Linked DNA regions of Mus musculus: regions 1, 2, 4 and 5 are each linked to region 3. The links are chromatin loops, found by intact Hi-C in ENCODE. Cell type or tissue: heart. All regions are shown on one strand. Links, peaks and the distances in the headings refer to the core of each region. The heading gives the core; the rest is flanking DNA. Region 1 holds the start of Nudt21 (nudix (nucleoside diphosphate linked moiety X)-type motif 21). Region 2 holds the start of Amfr (autocrine motility factor receptor). Region 3 holds the start of Bbs2 (Bardet-Biedl syndrome 2 (human)). Region 4 holds the start of Nup93 (nucleoporin 93). Region 5 has its middle 11 kb from the start of Gm39228.

What was found. A loop is a pair of places that touch in the nucleus more often than their neighbours do. Peaks named below come from ENCODE experiments on the same cell type or tissue, not always from the same donor. Only the 100,000 strongest peaks of a DNase experiment are listed, where the experiment ranks them.
Region 1: it touches region 3 in a loop (2.5-fold over the local background); 4 of 42 quality-filtered maps call a loop at or near these places.
Region 2: a loop joins it to region 3, with 5 times the contacts of the local background. A loop is called at or near these places in 2 of 42 quality-filtered maps.
Region 4: it touches region 3 in a loop (2.8-fold over the local background); 14 of 42 quality-filtered maps call a loop at or near these places.
Region 5: a loop joins it to region 3, with 6 times the contacts of the local background. A loop is called at or near these places in 27 of 42 quality-filtered maps.

The regions. Positions count from the first base shown.
Region 1 is chr8:94,034,567-94,040,544 of GRCm38, reverse strand. It overlaps Nudt21 (nudix (nucleoside diphosphate linked moiety X)-type motif 21), which reads left to right and starts at 3,506. Exons shown (of 7, transcript NM_026623.3): 1 at 3,506-3,768. The coding sequence starts at 3,653. Ogfod1 (2-oxoglutarate and iron-dependent oxygenase domain containing 1) reads right to left here and starts at 3,347. Exons shown (of 13, transcript NM_177767.4): 1 at 3,103-3,347; 2 at 1,435-1,580. The coding sequence starts at 3,256. In heart, for the core only: no CTCF peak of the experiment used is centred there; a DNase peak (open chromatin) is centred at 3,424; H3K4me3 peaks cover 3,030 bases; H3K27ac peaks cover 1,570 bases.
Region 2 is chr8:94,009,663-94,015,640 of GRCm38, reverse strand. Amfr (autocrine motility factor receptor) reads left to right here and starts at 3,001. Exons shown (of 14, transcript NM_011787.2): 1 at 3,001-3,422. The coding sequence starts at 3,180. In heart, for the core only: CTCF peaks have their summits at 2,944 and 3,495; DNase peaks (open chromatin) are centred at 2,840 and 3,600; H3K4me3 peaks cover 3,080 bases; H3K27ac peaks cover 2,250 bases.
Region 3 is chr8:94,096,179-94,102,095 of GRCm38, reverse strand. It overlaps Bbs2 (Bardet-Biedl syndrome 2 (human)), which reads left to right and starts at 3,587. Exons shown (of 17, transcript NM_026116.3): 1 at 3,587-3,860. The coding sequence starts at 3,744. It overlaps Gm39226 (a long non-coding RNA gene), which reads right to left and starts at 2,554. Exons shown (of 2, transcript XR_879106.1): 1 at 1,906-2,554; 2 at 1,524-1,797. In heart, for the core only: a CTCF peak has its summit at 3,722; a DNase peak (open chromatin) is centred at 3,605; H3K4me3 peaks cover 1,637 bases; H3K27ac peaks cover 1,761 bases; H3K27me3 peaks cover 242 bases.
Region 4 is chr8:94,211,651-94,217,628 of GRCm38, reverse strand. Nup93 (nucleoporin 93) reads right to left here and starts at 3,065. Exons shown (of 22, transcript NM_001357266.1): 1 at 2,998-3,065. In heart, for the core only: a CTCF peak has its summit at 3,348; a DNase peak (open chromatin) is centred at 3,158; H3K4me3 peaks cover 1,699 bases; H3K27ac peaks cover 1,669 bases.
Region 5 is chr8:94,191,757-94,197,734 of GRCm38, reverse strand. No RefSeq gene overlaps it. Among named protein-coding and RNA genes, the nearest start is that of Gm39228, 11 kb to the right of the region's middle. In heart, for the core only: no CTCF peak of the experiment used is centred there; a DNase peak (open chromatin) is centred at 2,704.

The DNA of each region.
Region 1 (5,978 bases), core at 376-5,375, 61 kb after region 3:
ACACACACACACACACACACACACACACACACCCCTCAACTTAGTAATTACACATTGCTTAGGGTTGAAAAGTTGATATAATTATAACAGCAGATAACCGTGGTTTTTCATTAATCTAATAAACTTGGATAAAAGTATGATTTTCATTAGAATCTCTGAGTGTCTCATCATGTGAGTATTTAGGTTGGGTTATTCAATCATATGTACAAGGTCTACAAACTAGAGTGGGGTAGGGTCTGAGCGGATGATCAGCTAAAGCGTAAGAGAGTAAGATGTTAATCACTCTCTTATTCCAGATAAAATCAAGGGGGAATGCAAAGAAAGCAGAGATAATTCTTCATCTGCTTCCTCATTTTATTTTAATTTTATTTTACATGTATGGGTATATATTCATGTATATCCAGTCCCTGGGATTGGAGTTATAGATGGGTGGGGGCAACCATTTAGGTGCTGTGACTGGAATGCAGGTCCCCTGAAAGAGCAGCCAGGATGCTTACCTGCTCAGCCATCTCTGCAGCCCCTTTCTGAATTTTTCAACCCTGACAAGCCTAGAGAGTTTATGAGAGAGCGATGATCCACATGTTAAAGATGGCTTCATACTGGGGAAACCAACGACTTGTACTTCTGTGCTAGACAGGGCTGCCTTCTAAGAGTAGGAAAAAATAACTTAGATTTCAAGATAATCCCTTTTGTTAACTTCTACTGTCCACCAAAAAAGAATGGGAAATTGGAGGTGAAGCAACAGCAGAGTATGTGCTTAGTGCACTCACAGTGTTCGGGTCAAAACAGCTCTGCTACTGCCCAAAGGAAAACAGTTTTCTCTTCCTCCTAGATATATTGCAGTACAGAATATTGTAACTACAGTATGTCAAGTCACAAAAGCCAAGACATGAACTCAAGAGTTTGAACGGCTATTATACTGAAATAGAAGACTCTCCACCATGCCACCGCGCAGGGATATGTCATCCCGTTGTTTATGGTCCACTCACTTACAGGCTTAAAGCATTTCTTCTTCATCTCTGTCACTATCATCTTTATTACTGTAGATGGTAGAGAGCAGAACTTTGTCAAAAATCTCCCTGATAACCGTCACAGCAATTAATACACAGTCAACACTCAGTAAGGTCATGTTAAAGGAATGTTTGACAATGCCAAGGTGAAGAATGAAAACAAACCTAATCTAGAGCCTTGAGTCTTAATAAATAGATAAATTGCATGGATGCATGTGTATCTGCCTGAGGGTGTGCGCACTGGGTGATTTTAGGGATTCATGAATTCCCCTGAAGTCGATGTGGGAACTTGACTGGAGCTTCTGGAAGAGCGATAAGTGCTCTTAACCACTAAGCTATCTCTGTAGCCATGATTAGTGGATGATTTTATAGCTAAGGGATTTCTGGGGAGGAAGAGCCAATGAATGCAATGAGAATAAATTACCTGTTGGAACTTATATAAATCATTGTACTTTTCATGGAAGTCCAGGCTCAAAAGCTCTTTGTGAAGTCCTTCCAAGAAGTCTTGGCTTTGGATGAAGTTTGGGATCACACAGTGAAGGAAAGGATCCATGTCCAAGGCAATAGCTTCTGTTGGAAGGAAAATAGCACCCTGGTCTTTCCTCTCTTCTGTATGTCTGACCACCAAGCAGCATAATAGAATACAAGAAGAGACCATCATGAAGTTCTGGTAGTCCAATCGTTAAAGACTAAAATTCATGAAGAACTGTGCTCATTCAAAACTACTGTTCTCAGATACTATGCTTCCCTGTTAGGCTTTAATGAGTGGAAGGGACGACGCCAATGGAAGCTCTTAGTTTTTATTTTAAGTTATTTAGTTTACTGACTCTTGCATCAAATGCATTCTAGATTCTTTTTCTTTTAAGACTTATTCATTTATTTGCTTTATGTACATGAGTGTACCGTCACTCTCTACAGACAGACCAGAAGAGGGCATCGGATCCCATTACAGATGTTGTGAGCCATGAGGTTACTGGGAATTGAACTCAGGACCTCTGTAAGAACAGTCAGTGCTCTTAAACACTGAACCATCTCTCCAGCCCCACATTTTAGATTCTTAACTCATTCTCTCCAGAGCGAAGTAAAACAAATAATAAGAGTAGCAAAACTGGCTGGCTATTTCTCTTTAATACCACCCTTTCTTTCCCTAAATTTCTGGGTTTAAAAACAAAACAAAACAAAACAAAACAAAAAAAAAAAAAACAGGTGGTTTTTAACCTCTAACTGATTTCACTTCCACTAGATTATGAATAACAACCAATCTTGACCCAGTGGTGCCTTATAAGCATTATTTCATTTATATTCTCTACAACTGAGGAATCGATGATATAGTCACTACGCCTTTGCAACAGACAAAGAAACTGAGAAGTCTCTGGGCAGCCGGAGCCTGCATTTTATGTAATCATCTTCTGCCTGCGTCCTGAGCGCCCAGGGGTTCCCCTGTTTAAACACTCAAATGAAACAGACAATCGGCAAGTCTGAGAAAATTCAAGACGCACCCAGCCAGAGTCACATTGTATAAGGTAATAACTTGTAGCTATGTCTGGAATGATCGTTCCTTTCAAGATTATGTTGGTTTTGTGCGTCACTTAGGCCAACGACAAGGTACGTGAAAACTGGTAAATCCAGGTGCTTGCTTCTCTGGCAGCTTTCAACACCAGCGTGGGTTAGACAGTCCACGTAACAGCGGAGAGTGACCCTCGCTTGCTAGCTATTTACCGGTTCTCAAGGAAACGTTTATGAATGTCTACAAACATTAGTTTGTCAATCCCATCTTTCGGAGGGGGAATACTATTAACGATTCCGTTTTATAAACGAAGAAACTGGCCCTTAAGCAAAGTTATATGCATTGCCCAATGACGTACAATCAGCAGAGGGATTCTGAGTGACCTCTGATTCTAGAATTCAACCCCCAGGCTACATGTCTCCCACTTCCCCATAGTGTCCGGAGCTTATATTTATTTTCCTCCCCAGGCTTGCCAAATCAAGCAGAATATGGAATGAACCGAGCAGCAGTCAGCGCCCGGGTCGGAGGTGGCTGCGATCCTCCCCACACCTCTTGCTGCCGCGCCTCCCTACAGCACCCCATTACCATGGCTGAACGGTGTCCGGCAGCTCCAGGCCTCAGCCACCTGCTTCCTCAGGATTTCTTCAGTGACAGCGTCCGAAAACTCTGCCGATACCTGCTTCTTTCCCTTCTTCATTGGCCGCGCTGGGCCAGGATCCGCCGGCCGCTTCCCGTTCATCTTCTCACGGTGCACAGACCCACGCCAAGGAAGTCAGGACGCTACTTCCCTCCAGAAACTACAGTTCCCGAAAACCCTCTTTCCTTATTTCACCAGCATTACCCAATGGAAAGGCAGTAAAGCACAGGGAGGCGGGATCTCCACAAAAATAACCAATGGGAGATCAACATATTGCGTCACGCCGCCAGCAATTGGTCAAATGGTCGCAGTGGCCTGCCTCCCAACTTCCTGCCTCCGGAGCGTATTCACTTCCGGCGTGTGTTCCGCGCCTCTTGCTCTCGACTGTTAATGGCGGGTGGTGGCTGCTGAGCGGGACGCAGATAACCGCTGCCCGCCCCGCGGACGTCTCCCCGGGCCCCCGCTTTCTGCACGTCCCCGGCGTCGGAGCTGTTCAGCATGTCTGTGGTGCCGCCCAATCGCTCGCAGACGGGCTGGCCCCGGGGGGTCAACCAGTTCGGCAACAAGTACATCCAGCAGACCAAGCCCCTCACCCTGGAGCGCACCATTAATCTGTAAGTGCGGCGCGGCCTCGGCCGTTGATGCTCTCCCAGTGCGCGCTCCTCCCTCACGCCGGATGCGGGTTGTCCCTTCCGGGATGCGCGCTTTCTTTCCTAGACCTGTTTCTCGACCCCGACTTGGCAGTTTTCCTATTTTAAAAGCGAGGTTCGTTTCCCCCTTTCCCTTCATTCAGCCATGGTTAGAACCTGCGTTTGCTTTGAATTCATAATGTGTGTATCCTTTCAATCCGTTGCTGGTTGTTTCATCGCACATGTATTTGTGTTTATTTGAACAATTCTCAGTTTTGTAGGGTGTACATTTCTTTTACAGTAACTTTTCCAGATTAACCTCTGACATCCTAGTTTTTTTTTTTCCCCCTTTAAATGTTGGGTAGTGTTCCATCCAGTGGCCACATTTTATTAATTTTCGCGCTGTTTGGTCTACCTTTTTGCATTTGTATGTCTTGTCTACCAAAGTGCCAACATACAGTATCATTGCAGACTCCCAGTAGACCTAAAATTGCGAGGACACACTCTGTTGTCTGGTTGTACTTTCAGAGGTCGGAGGTACCTTACATGTTGTCCCGACAGCCTGTTTGCAGGCTGTTTTGTTTTCAACAAACCTTTGTCTTAAGCAGATGATTGCATTTCGGGATCACTCAAACAAAATTTTGTTGTGGCAAGAAATTGAGATTGGGATATAGCTTATAATGTTTGGTACCTCATTCCCTAGTGTGGAGCTGATTCTAATGGGAAAAAAGTGTCCAGTTTAGACTGGTTATTTGTTTAAAATGTGCAAGACATTGCTGAGAGTGGGGTTTGTGTAAGTCATTTTAGTGACTCACCTTTCATATTCAAATAAATAAACAAATCTCTCATATTCAAGTAAATAAACCATTCCTCCTAAAACTAAATGTGACATGAAGTTGAAAACTTGTTGAGCTCTTGAGAACTGTTCTCAAGAACAACTACTACTATTGTTTTTGACAAAACAAGTAATGGCACGCAAACTTCGGTAATGAAATGCAAGGTTTATAAAATGTGGAAATAGTTGACAGTCGTGTCTGTGCAAATTTACTTTTGTCCCACAATTCACAGTAGCACTTTAATTTTCTGTCACTTAAGTGCTTATAAGATTCCCATAAAATGGGAGAGGCGAGTGCTCCTTTAAAAAGAGTGGAGGAGCACAGGAGTTGTTTGCTAACTGGTAGTGGGCTTGCCTCGTGTGTGGAATGCCCTGGATTCTATCGCCAGCACCTCAAAAAAGTGAAAAATTGGAAGCATGACTTCACCATAGGTCTTCTCTAAACTCTCCTTGATTACTGTGTCTGTTGACAGCAGCCACTGGGGAGAGTTGTTGAAATCCATGTACTTTGAGCAGGCGGTTTTGCAGGTTGAGCACGTAACTTTTGCTTCCTGTGTAAATGCAGTGTTGAGAAGTAAAATTGTTGTGCTGTGAACTTGAGTTCACCTGAGGGGGTTACCCATTAAGTAGCAAGTACATCTTTTGTTTCTGCAGTCCATTCCCATTCAGGAAACACTGGATGGGTCCCAGTGTACCACTGTGTGCATGCACATGGCCCGGTGTGTAGATGCACACTCTGCTTTAAGATGCCTACAGTATGATGTGGGGGAGAATATGCTCTTTGTGGGCTGCTGCTCAGATTTCACAGCTAGAAATTGGAACATTTCGTTCTGCTGAGATCCTGGGATGTAGGAGATAGCCCTTGCAATAGAAATGTGTTGTGGCTAGTCTCAATTCTTTGTAATGTAGGTTGGGGAAACCAAAAGTTAACTCATGTAATGCATTGTACAGTACATAAAACTGTGTGTAGTAACTTCTTCCTAATATTGTTGGTATAAGATTCATTTTTGGATCTACCGCAAAAGTGTTGATAGTCTTTAAAGTCCCCTGAAAATGGCATGTTTTTATTATTTTAGAGCTACTTTATGTTTAGAATTTGACCTCTGGAATTAATCTTTTCCTTTTGGCTACCTTGATTTCCCTTCTCAAGAACAACTGAGGAGAGAGAGTATGTAGTTGTCTATTACCGTCAAGAGGGTTTTTTGGTTTGGTTTGTGTGTGTGTGCATGTTGCACATGTGTGCTATATGCATTCATGCAGATATATATAGTTGTGTATGTGGGGTATATGTGTGTGTGTTCACAGCATTTGTGAATGTATGTTGTGCGAGTCACAGCACATGTGTGGAAGTCAGGACAAT
Region 2 (5,978 bases), core at 602-5,601, 86 kb after region 3:
TGGTTTGTTTATAGGAATGTATAAAGAAACTGGAGTTTTGGGTTATGTTTTTATATTTGTAAAGCAAAAGTTTGATCAAAATGATCATTGTTCTTTTTAAAAGTTTTATTTCACTGTTATTTCAATAAAAATATTTAAAACTGAATGACTAATTGTTTGGGATATTGGTGGAGGGTTGCTCAACTTCGTAGACCAGTAGTGATCCCACAAAGACAAGTTTCCTTGTCTGTGGTAAGGTCCATTGTGTAAGGGACCACTTTGGCATAGTGATGGTTTGGACTATCGATCAATGTTATCCATCTCCCCCCCCTCCCCCCTTGAGATAGGCTCTCTATGTTACTCTGTAGACAAGGCTGACCTTGAATTCAGAGGTCTGCCTGCCTCCATCTCCCAGATGCTTCGATTAAAGGTGTAAGCCACCATTGCCTAGCTCTCTCTTCCCTTTTTTTCTGTAGCATGTCCTTAGATTCACTTACCTGCAATTGATGGAGTCATTGGATTCAGAGCCTGAAGACTGGATACTTACAGTTGCAACACAGTTGTGTTAACTACCTGTTGTTCCTATCATTAAGGACTGTTTCTTCATCTGCAGGGTTACAAGTGGGAGCTACTTTGATCTGGCTTCTGGTTAAGACTTTAGAGGAGATGCTAGAGAGATGGCTCAGCAGTTAAGAGCTCTGGCTACTCAGAAGACCCAGGTTTAATTCTCAGCACCCACATGGCAACACACAATTGCCTGTGATTGCAGTTTCAGAGGATCTGAGACCTGGTAGGTAGGTGTGATACGCATACGTGTGATACACCAGGGTACATGTGATACACATTAGCTTGTGCAGGCACACACAAATTCACATAATCTTTAAAAGGACTGTAGAGTTTATCCTTCTTGCACTGGCCTGTGGCATGCTCCAAAGTCCTAGCTTCCTGGGAGATTGAGCCAAGCTGATTGTTTAAAGCCCAGGAGTTCAAGACTATCAAGACCCTGTCTTCAAAGTAAAGCTTCCAGTAGTGCAGCAGAGAGGAGAGGGAGGGAGGGAAGGAGGGAAGGAGGAGGAAAAGGGTTCGGGAAACAGAAGGTGTTTGCTTGGGTGTGGTGGTTCATGCCCTCCATTCTCTAACCCTAACAGGAGTTTCAGTAGGGGAATTGCCGAGAGCTGGAGGCCAGACTGGGTTAGACTGAGAACAAGCATCTCAAACAGGTCCTCGAAGGAAGGATGACATGCAGAGCACTTTCTTGAGGGTAAAGGAATAGAACAATGACTGTTCTCTTTCAAAACAGAAGCCATCCAAAATCTTTGGCCTTATCTTAAAGTGTAGCTGAGCTGGGTTAATTTCATCTGTTACAGATGCTGGATTTTCAGAGAGCCCACGCTTCTGAGATGAAAGAAGGCAGCTTTGTTATCATCAATATGAAAGGACAAGTTTGGTATCTAATACTGCTGGGTTGTAGCTTACATTGAGTGTGCATCACAAATGAATGGTTTAAAAATCATCGTGACTCAGATCTGACCTTGTAAAAATCTCTCTGGAAAATTACCACCCAAGTTTTTTTCAGAATAAAGATTTCCATTATTTGGACAATAGTGTTCCGGCTTGGTATTTTATTTTTACATTTAGTTATGTGTGGGGGAGACACAGATATGGAAGTCCGAGGACAACTTGGGGGAGTTATGAGAATCAAACTCCAGTTTGTAGCAAATGGTTCATCTCACAAGCCATGTTGCAAATGACTGGGAACGAACCAAAGGGAACTATATTGTACAAAGACTCATGATGAGATGTTTTTAAGAATTATAACAGTGGTTAATTTTCAGATTTAAAAGATCTATAGAAATATTTGGCATGAAAAAATACTACAAAGACAATTTCTCCACATTAGAAAATTTGGAAAATTCAAAGCTGTTTACAGAGCTACATTCTGGGATAGGCACTAACACATGGCTCGGGGATATAATAATTAAAAACTGTACCCTATGTTATCTTATGTAATTCACATAGATATAACCTGCTGTTTATAGTGTACAATTCAGTGACTTTGAGTGTATTCATAGTTGTATAACAGCAACTTTAGAAATTCTCACTTCAGGAAACTAGTACCCCAACCTGTCACTTCTTTAGCTGTCACCTCCAGTTCTTTCAAACTCCCCTTCTACTCTACATTGCATGCATTTGTCTTATCAGCGTGGTCACACAGAATTTAGATATCTGTGTGTGGCTTGATTCAGACATCGTCAACATTCTCTGATATTGTAGCATTATCTGTACTTTATTTTCAAACGCTATAATTCGAGGTTTGCCTCTCTGGTTTTTAGGAGTAGTGCTACTGTCAGCCTCAATGTAGGGACTTTGTGTGGGTGTCTGTTTTCATTTCTCTTGGATGTTTACTTAACAAGCAGTGTAACTGCCAGGACGAAGGTCACCCTTTGGTTTACCTTTTAGGAACAGGTATTTTCCAAGAAACTAAGCAGCATTTGACATTCTTACTTGTAGCTAAGAGGGAACAGATTTTTATTTCTGGTTAAATTGGTTCCTCCGTTTTAAAAATATTCTATCTCAAGGCTTCTCTTATTTCCTAAGCATCATGTCGCTTCTTTAGGACACCAAGGAAGCCTCTAGTCTACAGGGTGGTGGGATGGCGGGTTTACCAGCTTTGGCGGGGAGGAACAAGCGACAAGTGGCCAGGGGCAGGGGTCCCGCACCCTCACCCTGCCGCCTGACCACGCACACAGGCCTGCCGTCATTGCCTACGGGCCAGGCTCACCCCAGAGCCCGGCTCGGGTGCGCTCGTGGCTTCAGTGGGCCCAGGGTCGCCAAGGATGCTGCAGGGGGCCGGGACGCGGGGCCCCAGGCCGGGTCCTGTGCTCTCGGGGTTGCAGAGCGCCGGCTGTGGGCGGGGGACGAAGGCCGCGCCCCCGCGCCCGTCCCGCCCGCGTCCCGCTAGGGGCGGCGGCCCGCCCCGAGTCCGCCGAGGCTCTTCCGCGCCGGCAGGGGCAGCAGCGGGAGCGGCGCGGGGCGGAGCGGCGCGAGCAGCTAGGAGCGGCCCGGCTCGGCCCGGCGCAGCGGCGGCGGCAGCGGCAGCGGCAGCGACGCCAGAGCCCGTGGGCGCCTTTCGCAAGGCCGCCGCAGGCGCCTGGCCGCAGCGCGGGAAGCCTCGGGGGCCGGAGCCCGTCGCTGCCGCCATGCCGCTGCTCTTCCTCGAGCGCTTCCCGTGGCCCAGCCTCCGCACCTACACGGGCCTCAGCGGCCTGGCCTTGCTGGGCACCATCGTCAGCGCCTACCGCGCCCTCAGTCAGCCGGAGGACGGCTCGGGTGAGCCGGAGCCGCTAACGGCCCCACTGCAGCCCGAGGCGCGCCTGACCGCCGGCGGCCCCCGGGCCCGCGACGTGGCCCAGTACCTGCTGTCGGACAGCCTGTTCGTGTGGGTGAGCGAGGCTGCGGGCCGGGCGCGGGGGCGGGCGGCCGGGCGGGAGCCGCCATGTCACCCATTATCCGCAGGGGGGCGTGGCCGGGCCCTGACCCCGGCCTCCTCGGCCCGGGGACCGCGGCCCTCGCGTGGGGCTCGAGGCCCAGCGGCGCTGCGAGCGTGGCGGGCCGCGGAGAGAAGGTGTCGGGATGCCGGGGAGAACAGTCGAGGCAAGGGCGGTCGGACCCGCGGGCTCCAGGGCGGCGGGGTGCGGCGACCCGAGGCTGTGAGAAGCCGCGACACGTCCGGTTTAGCTCGGCGTTGTTGGGGGCGGCTCGCCGACGAAGAGAAGGCCGAAGTTAGGGGGACATTTTACTCTTCGCCAGACAACTTCGAAATGGTGCTATTTGTCAATGCGTTAGTCCCGATGGGCGCTATTTAACGAAGCAAACAGACCAGCTACGTCCTTTTATCTCACCCCCAACCACCCCCCGCGATGGTTTGTGACTGTTCCCTTTTTGACAGAAAGCAGCAAAACACTTTCGGGTCGGTGTGGCAGCCCCTCCTTTGAACGCGATTCCTCCGTTTAGCGATCCATTTTGAAACAAGGGTTCTAGTTTGTCTGCCGGTGCGAGATAAGCAATGTCCACATGCCACAAGTACTGGCTTCGTTTGTTACATCATTTTAGGCTGGGCAGATCTGAGAAAATTTTGCTCTCACCTTGCACTTGAGTGCCTCTTCTATGAACCCTCAGAAATAGGAAAAGTTGCTCCCGGATTTAAAAAATTGTCACTTGGATTTCCTGTGGCTTGGTGGGGATCGTATCTCCCCACACGGCGCCTAGAGAAGGCTGTAAATGACTGAGGGGTTAATGTTATAAGTTTGTAGAACTATAATGCAACTCATTTGTTGTAATTATTCCCACTGTGCTTCATCAGGAAGCAGCGGGATTTGTGAACTTCGTGGGCTGCAGATGACGCCTCCTGGTCCTTTGGTGCATAGTTTCATAGAAGGCAGTGAAGGGCAAAGTTCCCCTTTCTCTACTCCTAAGAAAAGATGAACTGTTCGTCTTTAGGGTAAACAACTTAGAATTATTATGTTGGGAGTGCTTTTGACAAGGGTGAAGACTATAGTGTATGTAGTCGTTGATACCTTGTTTTAAGCTGGAACCATTATTCTATTACTAGAACAGCCAATAGTATTGTTTAATGTTTTTTTTTCGTAAGTTTCTTCTTGCAAAACCCACGTTCAAATTCCAAGGTTAATAACATTTCATAAAACATTAATCTAAGGCCTTCCCTTTGGCGTTTCTGAGAATTGTCATTTTAAAGAATGTTCTTTTTCTTTGCACAGTCTTACCTCATATAGATTGATCATTCCTTCCCCTCCTTTGAATCCTTATTTCTCAGTTGAGCTTTATTCGGTTTTCTTGCATGTCCTCTGGAGTTTTGGCACTCATGGTGTCTGCCCAGATCTATCTTGTGTGTGCTGTGAGTTTTGTTTATCGTTTAGTACTTACTTTGCGCAGCTATGCCTCACACTCTTTAAAAACCTCCCCTGTTCCTGGCAGGTAACACTGAGTGTCAGTGTGGTGGGCCTTTGTCAAAATGGATGCTTCTTGAGCCTCACTCATAGGCCTTAGACATTAAGGGGGGGAACCCCTTCCCCGCCTAAGAACAAAACATTGTCTGCCAATGCCAAGCAAGATTAACAAGAACCTGTCCTTTGTCATTGCCAGTCGGAAGTCTTACTAGTTATTGTTTTGTCAGACTCTCTAGAACTTGTCTTTGTAGAACACATGCAGTAGTCTCTCAGGAGGTTTGATATTAGCACAGGCAGATGAAAACCTTTCTGAGGAAGACTCAGCTACCAACAGCACTTCCCCCCTACCCTCAAATGACTCATATGTAAATGAGGCTACTTACAATAGGTGACAATAGAACACATGTGAAGTCCTGTGGGGTTTCCAGGTAGGAGAAAGGCTTGCTGTGTGGGACTGACTACAGCTTCTCTGACTTAAAGGGAGTTGAGAGGTTGGAAGGAGACCAGAGGTAAGAGGAGGTGGCCCTGCTGAGAGACAGGTGACAAGCCTTTGAGGCTCCTTCTCTTCAGGTGTGGCACTGAGGCTCACTTGTGGCTTATGACAGCCATCTTTGGCTTGTCACTCCTCCTGCCACATGCAGTGAGAAAAGTAGGTGGAATTTCAGAACTGGTTAGGTTGGTTCTAAACTTAAAACTTTAAAAGACAGATCCTGCAAGTTCATATTTCAAAGGTCAAAGTAAACAAAAGTGATAGACAGCGAAAGGAGGTCCCTGTTCCACCTGCATCCCATTCAGCTCCTTGTAGCTGGTGCTGGCCTTAAATGGGAACCTAAGAAACAGTCAGCCTCAAGTCCTTTACCCAGTTCATTTCTGTGGCTTGCACGCGTATACATGTGCACATATTCTTTCTGTTTCACACCTGCACCTGCGTTTTATTCTCTCCCTGAGCTGGATGCTGCTTTGAACTTTTATCTAACGTTACCTTGACGTGTCAGGCGTGTGCCCTTCCTGGGCTGATGCTATCAGCACCTC
Region 3 (5,917 bases), core at 918-5,917:
TGCCGAGGATTTTAATGTCTTGTTAGGAAGAGCAATTGCAAAGTCACAGACCACCAGGGCAGTGCACAGATGAAGATTAGCTTGGCTGAGTGGATGGAATCCAAGCCCTATCTTGCATGGGAATTTAGTAGGCATGGGCCTGTTGGAACAATAAGGAGGAAATCTCAAGCTTGGAGTAGCCCACAAATGCATCGTGGCCTGGCTGACATCTCCCAGTCTCACACAGTGGGTTCCAGTCATATCCTTATCCTTGCCCACCATGGCCTTTTGTGTGTGCTGTTCCCTCTACCTGGAATGACCTTCTGTTATTCTTCTTGGAGCTGTCACTTTTCCATTATAAGCTTTCAATCCTAGTGCCACTTGTTCTGAGGGGCGTTTCCCAAGTCCCAGCACATCAATCAGTCTTATGGTCAGATCAAATGACCTTATTTGTCTTCATGTTTAATGTCTGCTAGTCCCCAAATCCCATAGGATATACGATTCATAGTGGACAGGTTATGCCTTCCTTGCTTGCCATTATATCCCTGTCTGGAACAAGCAGACCTTCAATAAATGTTTGCTAAAGATCCGTTCTTTTCAAGTTGTTCCCGGTAGAACTGACCTATCAAACTCATGTCAGAAGCTAACATGGATCAGTGACTTCAGCGACCTGGGGGCTTTGTGGAAGTACATCCCTTGAGCTAAAGAGAAAGGATTACATAGAATGAAGTAAGTTCTGATTCAAAAGAACAGATTTCAGGCACTTTCCATTAGCTGGCTAGGAAGGAAGATGCTCCTGGTCTTTGGGAGTCTGCAGGTGATCTATAGGGAGTAGGGATGGTATGGAATAGTTCTGGCGGAAATCAAAAGCATGGGCTATTAGTCTGAGAGGGCCAAGGCTTGGGTCTTGAATCCCATCAAGCTACTCAGAATGAATCTTTTGACATTATCCCCAAAGGAGATTGCAATTAGCCACAGTCATATCAACAGACTTGGGGGAAAAATGATGCCCATTTGTACAACGATACAAAATGCAGACATTGAGAGGAGTGTAGGCTCATCTCCCACCACTCACTACAGTGCTTCCCAGCTGTTCTTTTGCTCCTAGCAGCTGTCAGTCTGTCATCCGGGCTGACATCCTTCTGACTCCCCCTCCCCTGTGCCTGCTCCCCAGTCTCCCATGGCAGTGGCTGCTCATCTCATTTGTCACTGGTAAATAGCTATTCCAGAAGGCACTTCCACATTCTGGAACCTTCTCCCTGGTAGCTGGCTTCTTTACTTACTTTAATTCTTTGCTTGAATGTCATTTTCTTGGGAACTTATTTTCCCTACCACCTCAGTAAATATGGTTTCCCCTCATCCTCTGTTAACTCTTCTCCCGACCTTCCCTAAGGTGCTTACTCTAATAGCTGTGCATTTCTTGTTCTCTCTGACTTCTGTTTGCCAGTTCTAGGAGAGAAGAGATTTGTCTGTTATTGCTATCTATTCTCTGGAAGATTGTCGGGCACACAGTAGGCTCTCAAACATATGTGCAGAATGAATGGTTCGTTGCAACTTTTTAATTTTGCATGTTTGTATCTAAAAGAATATATCCCTGAAGTTCACAAGCAGTTCCCCACTCTCAAACATTTCTGGCTTAAAACAAGATCGTTCCCACACATATCTGTAGCCAGAAGTCTGAAATGACGGTATTAATAGGAGACTGTTTCCTCTGAACATTCTAGGGAAGAATTCTGAGCTTCGGGAGCCTTCAGGCACTCTTCAGTTTAGAGTAGCATCTTCAATTGGTGCCTATGGCTGTTTCTGTCTTCTCTCCCTCTTAAAAGGATACATATCATTAGAATTAGGGGCCACTCTAATCCAGGATGACCTCATTTCAAGCTCTTTAACTTACATCTGTAAAGACTGCTCTCCAAATAAGGTTACCTGTTGCCACCAGCAGTGAGGTGTGTGCCAGAGATACAGCTCCACTCTGCCACCTGCAGCAGCCCAAGCACTGGGCACTCCTTTCTGAGACCTCCATCCAAGTGACAACAGGATTCTTGGTTTCACTGCAGCAAAGAATTCCAGGACCAGACAGTTTGAAGCAGTTGAAGTTTCCTGAGATTTTGGTCACCAAGATGGCTCAGCAGGTTAAAAACAACATGGCTGATGACATGAGTTTGGTCCCTAGAACACATGGTATTGTTTTACACACACACACACACACACACACACACACACACCATATACCATACATAATTAATGTAATGTAATATGCTATACTATAATATAAGCATAACGGGGAGGGGCTGGGAAGGAGTTTAAAAGAGAGGATAGGTGCTAAGGGATAGAATAATACATAGCCAAAAGCTTGGATGTGGGTTTCAAGAGGGAACGACTCACTTAGTATCTTATCAGCTACATAGACTGCTTAGTAGCTCTAGTTATATCTCAATGGGCTGTTAGGAATTCCACCCCACTCCCATCTTCTTTCTCTCTTTTGTTTTACTTTGAAAATTAGCTTACAAAGTAGCAGGTCTTTTATGACATTTTCATGCATACTATGGCTGGCTGATCCTTCTCACCTGCTAGTTCCTTTCTTCTACTCCCCCCCCCCCCCCCCCCCCCCCCCCCCCCCCCGCACATTTACTCTTCTTTCTTTCCCTTCTTTTTGATGAATACGTTTATAAGGTGACTTCACCGGTGCTTTGAGTAGAGTTTGCAATTTGCTAAGATGAACCGACTTGTCACAAGGATGTAAAGAGTTAAGTCACATCATTTATTTAAGTAGGGTTTCTTGTGAGGTCCCTAGCAAATTACAGATTTACAGCTGGCAAAGGAGAAAGGCCATGTCCGTTTAGTACTTAAGCAGGATTCAGTGCTTTTTCAACATTCTTAGTTGAAAGTCTTTTCATATAAAGGGCATGTTGTCTCTAGCTGAGCAACTTTGTACAAATGCTAATTGTCCTGAAAATCTTGACTCAGCTGGTGGAGCGCCTTAACTGGACTTGGGAGAGAAGTACTCTTTCCCTTCCCATGTCCCTCAACTTTGCATCGTTCTCTACTGCTTTATATTTACCACCTAAACTATTTAAATAAACTATACTCTTTACTTTTATCTTGAGGGGATTATTATTTTCGGGTTACTATTGACGTTTGCCTGGGCATAACAGCTAAAGCAAGGGATACACTAAGCACTTTAACGTTAGTTTTGTTTTGTTTTTTTAATCGTGCGTGTGCATGTCCTTGGAGCTGGTTTTCTGCTTCCAACTCGGGTCATCAGGGTTGGTATCAAGTGTCTTCACCCACTTAACTATCCGCCCCGTAAAGCCTTAGTTCTTGAACGAATGAAAGGGTGACATAGTGTGTGGCGTGTACGGGGTGCAGCTTGGCTGACACGCTACAGAGAATCCTGGGGAGGTACTGGCTTAGACACCGCCATCCCAGACGCCAAGGTAAGGCTTCATCTAACACTAATTTACAGCCGCAGTCCGAGGACAGACAAAGAACGCAGGCCAACCAGGCACGACGCCACTGCGCAGTCGCAGGAGCTAGTTGGGACTTGCGTAGCTCTGCCGCTGGGAGGGTCCGCGCAGGCGTAGAGAGAGTTGGCGACACCGATCGCGCTCTAGTCTGCGCTTCCGGCGCCGGGCCTGTGGCGTTCCGCAGTCCTGCGTGTATTTACCTCCTACTCCTCATCCGCTGCTAGGCAACCGGCCGGCCAAGCTGCTTGCCTTGCGCCTGCGTCGGGCATCTGTCTTCCGCCCCTAGCTGGCGCCATCATGCTGCTGCCTGTGTTCACTCTGAAACTGCGCCACAAAATCAGCCCCCGCATGGTGGCCATAGGGCGCTACGACGGGACTCACCCGTGCTTGGCTGCCGCCACCCAAGCGGGCAAGGTAACCGCTCCCACCCGGACTCCTGCCTCCTCCAGATCCCGCCCCTCACGCTGCCCCGCCCCCTGCCCGCATTGCCTGGCAACCGGTCGCCGCTGTCCTTGGCTCCAGTCCCATCAAAGTGGGATTTCAAAGAACAGCTTTGTAGCAGTGACGTTTTTTATCACCAGGTTCTCAGTGTTGAACAGTATTGAGGACAGATCAGGAACCTAGGGAAAAGAAGTCTCAAGAAAAAGGAGCGCTTGTCCAGGAGTAGCAGCGATTGCTGACTCCAGATTCATGCCCAGGGCCTCTGCTTGCCTCCAGGATTCTCTTCCATATTTGCCTCTTTACAGTGGAGGAAGCGGGTGGGGTGGGGACAACAACCCAATGTTAAATTCAGATTGTAGTTTTGGTCCTTGATCACGTACATTCAGATCTTATCCCCATAACCTAAGTGTTCATTAAATGGTTATTATGAGCCACATACTGAGAAAGGGGTGTCAGGGTCACAGATAAAAAAAAAATTCAGATTTAGACCCAGTTTGCAAACAAAAGAAATTGTGAAAGTGAGATTGAATTCTTGTTGTTAGACTCAGCAGGTATGCCAGGTACACAATTGCATTTGTGTAAGGAGTTTTCAAGACACTGCCATGTGTGTTGTATGTTACCTTATATGCTACTTCTAGGGTTCCGTAGCAGGAACATAAGGATTCGTTTAAATGGGTTATGATTTCATAAACTGGTATGGTGAAGTAAAATGCTGAACATTCGTCTTGGTATGTGATGCTACTAGTTAAGAGGCGCTACCAGTCCTGAGGTAGTGCTACACATTTGTTATTTTATCTGTTCAAGAGATTGGGATCATAAGTTCAAAGCTAGCCTGGGCAACATAGGAAGACCCTGTCTCAAAATTAAAATTTTAGAAGAAGGGAGTTCTTTGTCCAATTGTCACTTGGATAAAGGCATGCACTGCTAAGTTTGATGACCTGAGTTCTGTCCTAGGGACACACAACATGGAGAGAGATCTGACTCTTGTAAGTTGTTGTCATCTGACCTTCACATGTGCTATAGAGCCTGGACACACACACATACCCACACACACACACACACACACACACACACACACGAATATTCAAATAGTAATATTAAAAAGGCTGATGATGTAACTCAGTGGTAGAACGATTGCCTAACATACTCAACAGCCTGGGTTCAGCCTCCTGAGCTGCCCTTATCCCAGGCACTGACAAACATCCAAAAGAAGTTCGCATCCACATATGCATATGTGCATATACATGTTCGTAGAATGGAGTACTGCAATATAAGAGGCAACGATATCCCACTGGTGTTACCTTAACCCCTAATTTGAGGTACAATCATGTGCTGGACACTTTTCCTAACTCTGCAGATACTGCGATAAATGAAATTTCACCTCTAGAGCTTACATTTGAGAGAGTAAGCAGAGTGTATATGTATATGATATATCATGTCAGAATATGTAATAGGATATGAACTGTATATGGTATAGACACACACTGATACATATATTTAAATTATGCAATACTATGTAATGGTATTTTCTTTCTTCTCAGCACGGGCCAGTAGCCTTTGCTTCTTCTCTTGCTTTGTCTCTGGCCTGTGCTTGTGTGCAAGCTTAAGCAGCTGAGTAGCTGTCTGCCTGTTCAGAGCCTGGGTGAACTGGTTAATGGCAGGAGGTACTTTGAGCCACTCAAAGAGGATGGCTCTTTGCTGCTGCAACCTGATGTAGCTGGGCCATTTGACTAAGCATGTTAGATCTCTTTTGGGCTGGATTTCCTCCCCAATGCCAAAGTTGTTGGGCCTTTTCTCAAAGGATTGACCACCTTTTTGACTTCCTGTTTCTTGATGATGGCAGGGGCCCCGGGGCCACCTTCTTCCCCTCTTCCCCTTGGCCTTCTTTCCTTGGGGCATCTTGCTTGGCTGGAGGAGAGAGAAAGAAGAGGGAATTGTGGGTGATGAGTCCTGTGGAATACATCTTAAATTCAGTCAGAGGTGGGTTACTCCCTCAGCGTTTGCCTCTCACTGAGTTTGTTGCACTGGCA
Region 4 (5,978 bases), core at 363-5,362, 120 kb before region 3:
AACACATATGGGCATGCATCTCACACACCCCCCACATACATCCAAGCACATATGGGCATGCATCTCACACACACACACATCCACACACATATGGGCATGCATCTCACACACACACATCCAAACACATATGGGCATGCATCTCACCTCCCCCCCCCCACACACACACACATCCAAACACATAAACACATATGGGCATGCATCTCACCCCCCCCCCACACACACACACATCCAAACACATATGGGCATGCATCTCACCTCCCCCCCAACACACACACACATCCAAACACATATGGGCATGCATCTCACCCCCCCCACACACACACCCAAACACATATGGGCATGCATCTCACCACACACACACACACACACACATCCAAACACATATGGGCATGCATCTCACACACACACATCCAAACACATATGGGCATGCATCTCACCACACACACACACACACACACACACACACACACATGTGGGTATGCATCTCACCCCCCCCCCCCACACACACACACACATCCAAGCACATGTGGGCATGCATCTCACCCCCACACACACACACATCCAAACACATATGGGCAGCATCTCACCCCCCCACACACACACATCCAAACATATATGGGCATGCATCTCACCACACACACACACAGACACACACACACACACACACACACACACACACACGTATACATCAAACATAAAGCTACAAAACATTTCAAGCTTTAGGTTGTTTGAAACAAAGGGGAGATAGCTATAAGTGGCCATACTATAAGAGAGAAAAAAAAAAGACTGTTGCATCTCTAAATTCCATCCAATTCTTTCTCCAAACCAATTATTTCTAGTTGTCTATCTGATAGCTACTCCTGACTGATCTATGGATGCCAGCAACAATTCTAGTTCCTCACCTTGGGTCCCCACAACAGTCAATTTAGCCAGAAACCATCTGGCTCCCCTCTCCCCTGAGACTAGCCTATAACCAAGTTTACTTCTCAAAGCTCATGACAAGTCATGCCCTCACCGTTCCCCTCTGCTCTGACCTTCATGCCTTCCTCCCGATTACCTCAACAGTCTAAAACTTCCCATTTCTTCTAACACACTCTCCCTGTGGCCAAAGTGGCCATTCCAAAATATCTCCCACTTTAGACCAGTTGGGGCACCTCAACCTCAGTTTGTGACATGGTTGCATGAGGTGCTCTGTAAAACAGACAGCGCCATGCACCACCTTCAACTCTTCCCTCCTTCTTCAGTTGTACCCTGACACATCTCTGCTCCTCAGGAAGCCTGGCAGTTTCTTCCCTTCCCGCTCCTGTACCTGTCAAGCACACAAGCATCCCCACCACAGACAGAGAAGGCCCTCCCTACTTATTCTGAACCTTCTAGGCATTCTTCCCTAGCGGAGCAATTGTGACCACTTCTCAAACATCTCTTCCCGTAGAGGAAGGTTCACAGATATTTAACTCTGAATCCTGAGCATTGACCTAAGCCTGGCACATAATAGAACTAAAAACATGTTTGCTAATTAAAATGACTAGTGACCATAACAGAGTTGGGACCTCCTCCTGATCTTTACTCTGACACACACACAAACACCTCAAAATGCATCTACCTTATAGGCTCAGGGGTAAGAGAGATGGCTCAGCAGTTAAGAAAATCTACAGCTCTGTAGAGGACGCCAGCCCAGGTCCCAGCACCCACATCAGTGATTTACAGCTGTCTGTAACTCTAGCTCCAAGGAATCAGACACTCTCTTCTGGCCTCCACAGAAATATCCACATACATAAAAGACACACAAGAACACACAAATGAGAGGAAGAGAGGAGGGAGGGAGGGAGGGAGGGAGGGAGGGAGGGAGAAGAACCCAAGTTCACCACAGCTCCAACAGTTCAAGTCTCATGGTTTTAATATTTATGTTTATTGCTTATGTGTGTGATGTCTTCCCAAGAAAGAAGCCTGTCTCATTCACCACAAGCCTATAATATCAGTAACATTCATTTATTTGATATTTATTGAGCACCTACTTTATTGTGTACCAAACTTAAGTACTAGGTAGGCACTCATGTTCTACAGGGGTCGGGGAAGGACAAACAATACATAGGACAAATAAAACCTAAATGCTTAGGGGAAAAAAAAAAAGCAGTGAAGACAAGAAGAGTGAGGAAAGGCTTAGATTCTAATGGCCCTAGTGAAGACTCCAAGAAAGAGAGCAGACAAAACAGACATCCAACCACAAGAACAAAGCCCTTAAGTCAAAGCATGTCCTGCGGTGGTGTTGGGGGTGGGGAGAGAATGTGGGGTGTAACAGACATTGAAAGTATGGGTCACGTTATTTAAAAGCCTTACAGCTCACTACAGGGAGCTTATATTACTATTGTTGTTGTTATTTCTATGATTAGTATTACTGTTATTATTACTAAAGCGCTGACCTTTGCTTGTACTGAAAGTCATCTAGGGGGGTAGGGGTGGGGCAGGGTCTAATGTAGATCAGGCTGGCTTCAACTCGCTTTGAAAGCGACACCATGCCGCCCATGCTGTGATTTTCTTTCAGAAGGGACCCAATATACTTGGGCATCCCTTACAGAAGACAGGATACAGGGTACCCAGAAACAGGTGAGACAACCGAAGCGGCAATCATTAGCATCCTGTCGGATTCTCCGTAAAAGGAGATTAAAGTTGACAGGGGTTCGCTGGCCGCCCCTTCACCCGGAAGAGCCATTCTCTAGAAGAACGGCCCCCACGCCCCAAAGAGGGCAGTCAGGCCGGGTGACGCCTGGCAGCCGTGGGTGGGCGTGGCGACAGAGCACCAGTGGGGAGGACCACGCTCGGAAGAGCCTAGTCACAGCACTCGGCGAGCAGTCGCCGGCCGGCATGCCCAGCTACAGCAAGAGAGGAAGCACGAGCCTCTTCGAACTAGGCTCGGTGTTCTGCTTCAAGGCCAGGCCCCGAACTCGGGCCCAGGGTCGGCTCGGGGCCGCGTGGGCGCCCACACCTCACACACCTTACCTGCCTCCGTCGCCGCCCGCTGCCGGCTTCTTCACTACGCCGCCGCCGCCGCTTCTCGCGCCGCTCGCCCGCGCCTCCTGATTGGCTGAGGCAGTAAGCTCCCAGAAGCCCCTGCGCGTTGCGCCGCCAAATGAACTTTATGGAGACCCGCAAGAGGACACAGGCGTGGGGGCGGGGCGGGGCCGGAGGCGGGGCTGTCGCTACAAGTAAGTCAAGGAGCTCCGCCCTGCTCCCGCCCACGTGGTTGGAGTTGACAGTCCTAGAGGAAGCATTTCCGCAGTTCCCAATGCTGGGCAGACCCAGAGAGCTCGGCCACTCGGTGTAGAGCTTCAGTCAAGTGCCTGGGCCTGTTCTAGGTGCAGGGAACACGGTGACTTCCACAGCAGACAAGATCCCTGACCTCAAGCAGTTCTCAGCTTGGCCAGGGAAACAAAATATAGTGAATAAATGCAGCAGTAATTAGGAGAGCTAAGAACGGAAAAGCAAACTAATTGAAGAAAAATGGTCGGATGGCCAGGAAAGGTGTCATTCCAACTGAAAGGTGAAAGATAAAAACATGTTTTGGAGTTTCTCAAGGGAAAAGGCTGTCTTTTGGCAGCCTGAACAAGCAAGCTAGGCTGGCCACCTGCCCCGTTGGCCAATTACAGAAAAAAGCAGTGGTGATACCCAAAGAAAAGAGATTACTTCAGTGTGGCCGCGTTGGGAACAAAGTGTGTCACTGGGATATACAAGAACCCTTCAGGAGGTTCTTAGTCTAGTGGGTAAAAGAAATTTGAAAACAGGCGCTGAATGAAAACAATTTTGTTGGGAGTTTGAGAGAAAAATAACAGGACAGGCAAGCTGCAGGTCTCAGCAGCTGCTGAGAGGAGAGACCTGGATAGGAGGAGGTTTTGACAAATGTAAAAGAGTGTGGGGCTAACTGTAAGCACTCGTGTGTGAGTGTGTGTGTGTGTGTGTGTGTGTGTGTGTGTGTGTGTGTGTGTGTGTCCTGGTGCTCAAGGAGGCCAAAAGAGGTCATCAGATCTCCGGAGTAAGATTACAGGTGGTTGTGAGGCGGCATGGGTACTAGGAACCAAACCCAAAGTCCTTTGCAAGAGCAGTATGCTGAGCCATTGCTTTAGCTCCCGTAATAGCCTGTAATCGTTAAAGAGGCACTTTTTGGATTGCACAGTCTCGAACATGTCTAATCTTTCAATGAAGGTCACCGTCCTGACCTAATGAGGACCATGTGAACACAGGCCTAGGCAAGGTTGTCACCATTAATAATTCTAGTTTGGTAGATGCCTGTTTGATAAAGTGTTCTAGTCAGCTTTGCCTTATATGCTTATAAAACATAAATACAATTAACATACAAAGATGCCCACAATGATTAGCATTATAGCTGCACAGAACTTCTTTCTGCCTGCATGTGTATGTTTGTGGTATATATTTGTGTATGTGCAGAAGTATGTGGGCAGCTATGTGCACATGTGCTTGGAGGTCAAAGGTTGCTGTTGGGTGGCTTCCTCTAGTCACTCTCTGCCTTATTTTTTGAAACAGGGTCTCTCACTGAACCCAGCGCTTACCAATGGGCATAAATAGCTATCCAGTGAGCTCCAGGGATCTACCTGTCTCTGCCCTCCTCCCCTGAGCACTAGGGTTACAGGAGCCACCCTCCACACTGGGCTTTTGCTTGCTCAGTAGGTACTTTACCAACTGAGACTTCTTGCCAACACAAAAGATTTTATTATTTTTATGACCTTAATTAATGTGCTTGTGAGAGACAGAGAGAGAGAGATCTCTCTCTCTCTCTCTCTCTCTGTGTGTGTGTGTGTGTGTGTGTGTGTGTGTGTGTGTGTGTGTACTCAGGTCCTTAGACTTGCCATCAGTGTCTTTATCTGATGAACCATCTTGCTAGCCCCAGAAATTATGTTTTGTTTTAATGTCATGGGTATAAGTGTTTTTGTGTGCATATGTGTATGTGTTCCGTGTTTGTGCCAGACACCCACAGAGGCCAGAACAAGGCATTGAATCCCCTGAAACTGGAATTACAGACAGTCATAAGCCAGCATGTGGGTGCTGGGAATAGAACCTGGGTCCTCTCCTAGAACAACAAGCACTCTTTGCCACTAAGCCAACTCTCCAATTGCCCCCCACCACTAAGTTCTTTATAAAATAACTCAGCTTCTATTTTTCCAGCAGAATTCAGAACCTCTGGCTCAGTAAGCTCTACAGCGGTGGTGCTCAACCTTCCTAATGCTGAGACCCTTTAATACAGTTCCTCATGTTGTAGTGACCCCCCCAACCATATAATTACTTTGTTGCTACTTCATGACTGTAATTTTGCTGCTAAGTTGTAATATAAATATCTGATATGTAGGACCAACAGTTCAAGACCTGCTGATCTATAGAAATGACAAAAATCAATACTTCAGACCTTTCTTTTGCCTGTGTAGGGAAGGAGAGTAGTGACCGGTGCGCCTCAAATTTACAATAGTAAGACTCATTTAGTCAAAGCAAGCAGATGTTGGCCAGTGTCTTGGTTAGGGTTTTATTTATATGAAGAGCTACTGTAACCATGACAACCCTTATAAAGGAAACCATTTAACTGGGGCTGGCTTATAGTTCAGAGGTTCAGTCCATTGTAGTCATATTGGGAAGGATGGCAGCGTGCAGGAGTTCTACATCTGGATTGGCAGACAGCAGGAAGAAAAAAATGACAACGGACTAGTCTTGAGCTTCTGACACGGCAAAGCCCACCTCAAGTGACACACTTCCTCCAACTCGGCCACACCTGCTTCAACATACCATACCTCCAATAATGCCACTCCCTATGAGTCTATGGGGGCCATTTTTTTTCATTAATTAATTTATTCCCCTTATATCCTGATGGCAGCCTCCCCTCTTTCCCCAGCCCCCACTTTACACAGCCTTTCCTTACATCCCCTTCTCCTCTGAGAAGGGGGAGGCTCCCCTGGGTACCAACCCACCCAGGCACATCA
Region 5 (5,978 bases), core at 534-5,533, 96 kb before region 3:
TTTTTTTTTTTTTTTTTTTTAAAGATTTATTTATTTATTATATGCAAGTACACTGTAGCTGTCCTCAGATACTCCAGAAGAGGGCATCAGATTTCGTTACGGATGGTTGTGAGCCACCATGTGGTTGCTGTGATTTGAACTCGGGACCTTCGGAAGAGCAGTCGGCGCTCTTAACCACTGAGCCATCTCGCCAGCCCCCAGAATTTGTTCTTAATTACAAATAGAAACCTTAACTTCCAAGGACTTCACACAAGGACTTATGCTTTAACTACAAACAGAACCCTTAACCTGCACAGGGAAACAGGAATTTATTCTCAACTGTCTCAACTGCAAACAGAACCCTTAACCTGCAAGCCACATTTTCCCCACTTTGGTCTCCCATTAACTTGAAAGGTATATTGTTCCTGTTTTGGTCTCTCTCACACACCTAGACATATCTGGAAAGGGGAGACAGGGCCTCACTAGGTAGGGCTGGCTGGCCTGGAACTTCCTATGTAGACCAGGCTGGCCTTGACCCAGGCCTAGATTCCCTGCCTCTGCTTCACTGTGCTGAGACTGACCAGAGGCACTGTTTTCTATGCCTGGCAAGGAAGGAGAGGTCTTGATTAAGAAAATGCCTCCAGCAGATTGGCCTGTGGGACATTCTCTTGATTAATGATGGATGTAGGAGAGCCCAGACCACTGTAGGGGTGGGGCTGGGCTGCCATTCCGGGCAGGTGGCCCTGGGATCCATAAGAAAGCAAGCTGAGCTAAGCCATGAAGCTCTCTCTGTGAGTTCCAGTCCAGCTAGGGCTACATAGAAAAACCCTGTCTCAAAAACAAAACAACAACAATAACAACACAACCACAACCACCACAACAACCTGATATATGTTATTCATTTGAAAGTAAGATCCTGGGCTGTTGATATAATATAGCTCGGTTGGTAGAATGCTTGCCTATTATCCATGATACCCTGGACTCAATTCCCAGTACTGAAATAACCGTGTTAGCGGCATGGTGACACACACGTGTAATCCCAGCAGTTGAAAAATGGAGGCAGGAGGATGAAAAGTTAAAAGTTGTCCTCAGCAACATAGGAGAGAGGCCCCCTTAGGCTGCACAGTAAGACAGACCTGTCTCAGATGGAACAGCCAGGGAGGGGCTGGGGGCAGTGAGGAGGGTCTATATAATCCCTATATTGAAAAAATATAAACACCCCTTAGAAAAATGGTCACAAACAGAAAATAATGACATGGCACAAAAGAAAGTGTGTGTGTGGGGGGGGGGGGTGTCATGACTCTAGAGGTGGTGGGACACAGGTGAGGCAGATGAACATCTCATGTAACGGCCAACCTTACTGGGAGCCCCAGACAATTTATACTCTGAGGGTTAAGAGAAGTTGCATGAGTAAAGTATCCAATCACTAGGGCAAGCTGCAGGTGACGACAGGCAAGCTGCAGGTGACTGACAGGCAAGCTGCATGCAGCACAAACATGCTTTTCCATAGAGGCATATAAACAAATATCGATAGGCAGATAAGCAATCATCTGAAGTGAACGAACTCCCAACTGCTATACCTGGGAGGGGGAGGAAAACTTAACCCAAGAACAACCCTCTTAATCTTCCCTCTGAAACTTCACAAACCAGGCCTCCATCCTCTGCACTGTTCTCAACATTATCCAAGCTACGATTCCAAGCTCCTACAGAACATCCCACAGAGCTCTTAACACCAAATGGCTCTTCTAGCTCCAAGTTCCAAGGTCCTTCCACAGTCCTCCCCAAAGCATGGTCAGGTTGTCACAGGAATAACCCATTTCTGGTACCAATTTTTCTTTGTCATGTTTTCTATTCCTACACAAACATCATGACCAAGAAGCAAGTTGGGGAGGAAAGGGTTTATTCAGCCTACACTTGCCACATTGCTGATCATCACCAAAGGAAGTCAGGACTGGAACTCAAGCAGGTCAGGAAGCAGGAGCCGATGCAGAGGCCATGGAGGGGTGCTGCTTACTGGATGGCACCACTCACAATGGACCCTTTCCCCCTTGATCACTAATTGAGAAAATGTCTTACAGCTGGATCTCATGGAGGCATCTCCTCACCTGAAGCTCCTTTCTCTGTGATAATTCCAGTCTGTGTCAAGTTCACACACACACACACACAAAACCAGCCAGTACAATTGACCCCTTGTCAACTTGACACACAAACTCATCACTATCAACCCTTACTTTCTTATTTATCCTCAAGATGCTGTTCTTAAGAAACTGAGGTCATAGCCGGGCAGTGGCGGCACACTCCTTTAATCCCAGCACTTGGGAGGCAGAGGCAGGTGGATTTCTGAGTTTGAGGCCAGTCTGGTCTACAGAGTGAGTTCCAGGACAGCCTGGGCAATACAGAGAAACCCTCTCTTGAAAAAATTAAAAAGAAAGAAAGAAAGAAAGAAAGAAAGAAAGAAAGAAAGAAAGAAAGAAGGAAGGAAGGAAGGAAGGAAGGAAGGAAGGAAGAAAGAGAAAAGAAACTGAGGTCAGAAGACTCTTGTTTTGATTTCTTGGAGTATTTTTTTTTTAAACAAGCACTGAGAAATCACCTCACACAACTTCATGCCTGTTGTGTCAGAGAGGGAGGAAGAGGCGGGGGTGGGGGTACAGAAAAAAAATGATTCATCTACAATGATTAATATAGGAACGGAACCCAGGAACCAACTGGAAGACTTCCCAGTGGCTGAAGCTGCAACGGTCTGAACAAGAAGATGAGGCAATATTGGATTAGAATCTAGATCACAAAACATGTGATCTAATTCACAAAACATTATAATCTAAATCATAAAACAGCGGCCTGGGCTACACAGATGCTTGTGTATCTTGGATCCAGTCCTAGAACAGGAAGGACTTCAGGTGAAAACTGGGGAAATCTTTATAAAGCACAGACTAGTTCACTATAAACAAGCTGGCAACTCAGCTCAGTTGGCAGAGCGCACGTCTCAGGCAAGATGACTTGGGTTGGCTCCCCGGCATCTCATAAAACCAGACCTGATCACAGATGTCTGTAGTCCCAGAATATGGAAGCAGGCAGGGTAGAAGTTCAAGGTTATCCATAGTTACATATTGGGTTTGAGGCCAGCTTGGGTTATGTGAGAACCTGATTTAAAGCTCATGTAGGAATCAACGGGGCTGTGGAGATTACAGCACTTGCTGCTCTCCCAGCGCACCTGGGTTAGATTCCCAGCACCCACACAGTAACCTACAACTGTAACTTGGATGCCCTCTTCTGGCCTCCTCTGGCACCAGGCACACATGTGGTGTACAGATACACATGCAGACAAAACATCCATACATTAAAAAAATAATAATAATATAAAAATAAAAAACCCATTGAAGAAACAACCAGTGCATCGAAGATACAGATAAACAGGTATAGCTTAGAAAAGGAGACCAGCGTGGCAAGAGGCCTAAGACCTGACAGGTGTGTACCCCAGATACTTGTTCTGAATTATGTGTTTAATAGCACCTCTCAAATCATAAGCTCGGGACTGCAGGAGGGAAAGGCCTGTCTTACTTATCGTCATTAATCGGTCCTCATCACGGTCCACCACAGGACAGAGCAAGAAGCAGGAATGAACACACCACTGCTTCGCTCCGTGGCTCCCCCTTAGCCTTCCGTGGCTCCCCCTTAACCTTCCGTGGCTCCCCACGACCCAGGAAGTGAGCAGGTAAGACTCTGTCTCCAGGCATTTTCTCGTTCTGCTTCCTCCACTGGGTCAGGCAGGGCAGGCTCTGGGATGGGTGTGTATGGTAAGGGGACACAAAGATGCCAGTAGTCCTGGGCTACCCTCTTGGCTTCTTACCGCCTAGGGAGCTCTCTATGGGGATTCAGGGTTGATTTTTCCATCGCACACCAGGCCCACATGACCCGTATGTCTCTGGGGAGCCACTTAATATTGACACAGACTTGAATTTTACCCTGGGGAGAGTTTTCTCAGGCCGGAGAGTGGGGACCAGGACAGGAGAAACAGCTTCTGTGAGCGTGTTTCACAGTAGACAAGGAGTGACGGCGATAGAGTCTTCTGATACTCGAATCAGTGGGCAGTTCTTCAATGCTATGGGGGAAGGCCCCCCCTTCCACAAGTTTCCTCCCCAACAAAGGGATGTCAGCCCAGACTCTGGGTGTGGTCAATAGAATGAAGCCAACACTTCTTTGCTGGGAGAAGAAAAGGTGGGGCCCAGGGGACCACTCTTGGAGTGCAGGACCAAGGAATTAGCCTAGAGTTGGGCTGTAGGATCTGCACTGTGGTCTTGGGGCCCATAGTTGGGTCAAGTATCTTCGATGAATGTCCTTTGAGACTGCTTTCACAGTGAACATCTGAGGGACTGTGTCTGGCTGGAGAAATTGGTGTACAAGAGACCAAGGAATTCCTTACATCCAAAAGCCACAGAGACAAAACCTGGTTAATTAAAACCAGCAAAGAGGTGGAGAGAGAGGACGGGTCTAGACTATACTCCCCTGGCTCCATCTTGTCATGTCCAGTGGCAGCCAGCCAGTCACAGCTGAAGTTGACATAGCTTCTCAGGTTGCTGCTCTCTGGACTCAGGCCTGCTTGGCCACTGCTCCTCAGGGCTGCAGACCTGAGAGCCTGCACTTACCCTCTTGAGCCTTTTTACTCTCTTGTAAACAATCTCTTTATTAAGCTCTGCCCAATTACTCATTGATTTCCTGCCAAGACTCTAGCAAGTATAGAAAGCAGCTCCCAGGGGAAATCAGGGGTAGGCAAGGCCCCAGGTCCCATTAGAGAACCTGCTGGTGGCCAGGTCCACCTTCTCCCCATTCAAGACAGCTGGACTTCCTCCGACTGAGGGAGTGGGCCGGTCATGGAGAGGTTACCTTGTTCCCTGTAGCAGTGGCCGATGGCAAGACCAAAGGGGTGATGTCAGCTGTGTCAACTCTGTACCCCAGCCAGGCTGTGCATGAGACACAGCCTGTCACCTGGCCACACGCAACTGCTATACTCTCACTCTCTGGAACTCCTGCTCTCTCTCTTAGACAAGGTCTCATTGTGTAGTCTCAGCTGGCCTGGTCCTTACTATCTCTATGTAGTGCAGGCTAGCCTAGAACTCAGAGATCTGTCTGCCTCTGTCTACTGAGTGCTGGGATCAAAGGCATGTGCTACTGTGCCTGGCCCTTTTTTTTCCCCCCTTGAGTGTCTCATTCTGTAGCCTAGGCTAGGCTAGCCTGGAACTCACCATGTAGTCTAGGCTAGATTGAACGTGTTGCAATCCTCCTGCCTAAGCCTCTTAAATGCTGGTGAGGGTCTAGAAGTCAGATAGAGCCCTGAGAGGCAGACAATAAAAAGAGAAGCCACCACTAGGTGACAAAAATGGCGAACCCAGGCTTCTTCTTTACCCTTCTGACCAAGGCCTAACATCTTTTTTTTTTCTTTTTTCTTTATTTATGTAAGTACACTGTAACTTTTTTCAGACACACCTGAAGAGGGCATCAGATCTCATTACAGGTGGTTGTGAGCCACCATGTGGTTGCTGGGATTTGAACTCAGGACCTCTGGGAGAGCAGTCAGTGCTCTATTAACCGCTGAGCCAACTCTCCAGCCCGGTTTATCATTTTCTAAGTCTAGTTTTCCGCTATTCCTGTCAACCTCATGGATCCCGAAGTCCTTTTTTAATGAATTTGCCTTGCCTAATTTACCTAGACCTCACCCCTGCAGCTTGTGCCCAGAGAATCCCAGATGGTATAGGGCTTGCTTTCAGAATTCACACAGTACGGTGGGTGCCCTCTCAGAAGATGTCCAGCCACCCCGCATCCCTTGAAAAATGAGATATACAGCATTTCCCATGGAAACGCAAGTCCCAGGCTTGGCCCACCAGTTCTTGTGGCTGCCATTTAGAATAGGTTCTTTACAGTCACACATGTCACTCTAGTTACACACACGCCCTGGGGGCCCTTTTGTTAGATGCTCCACGTGCATTTTGAATTTACACTCTTCA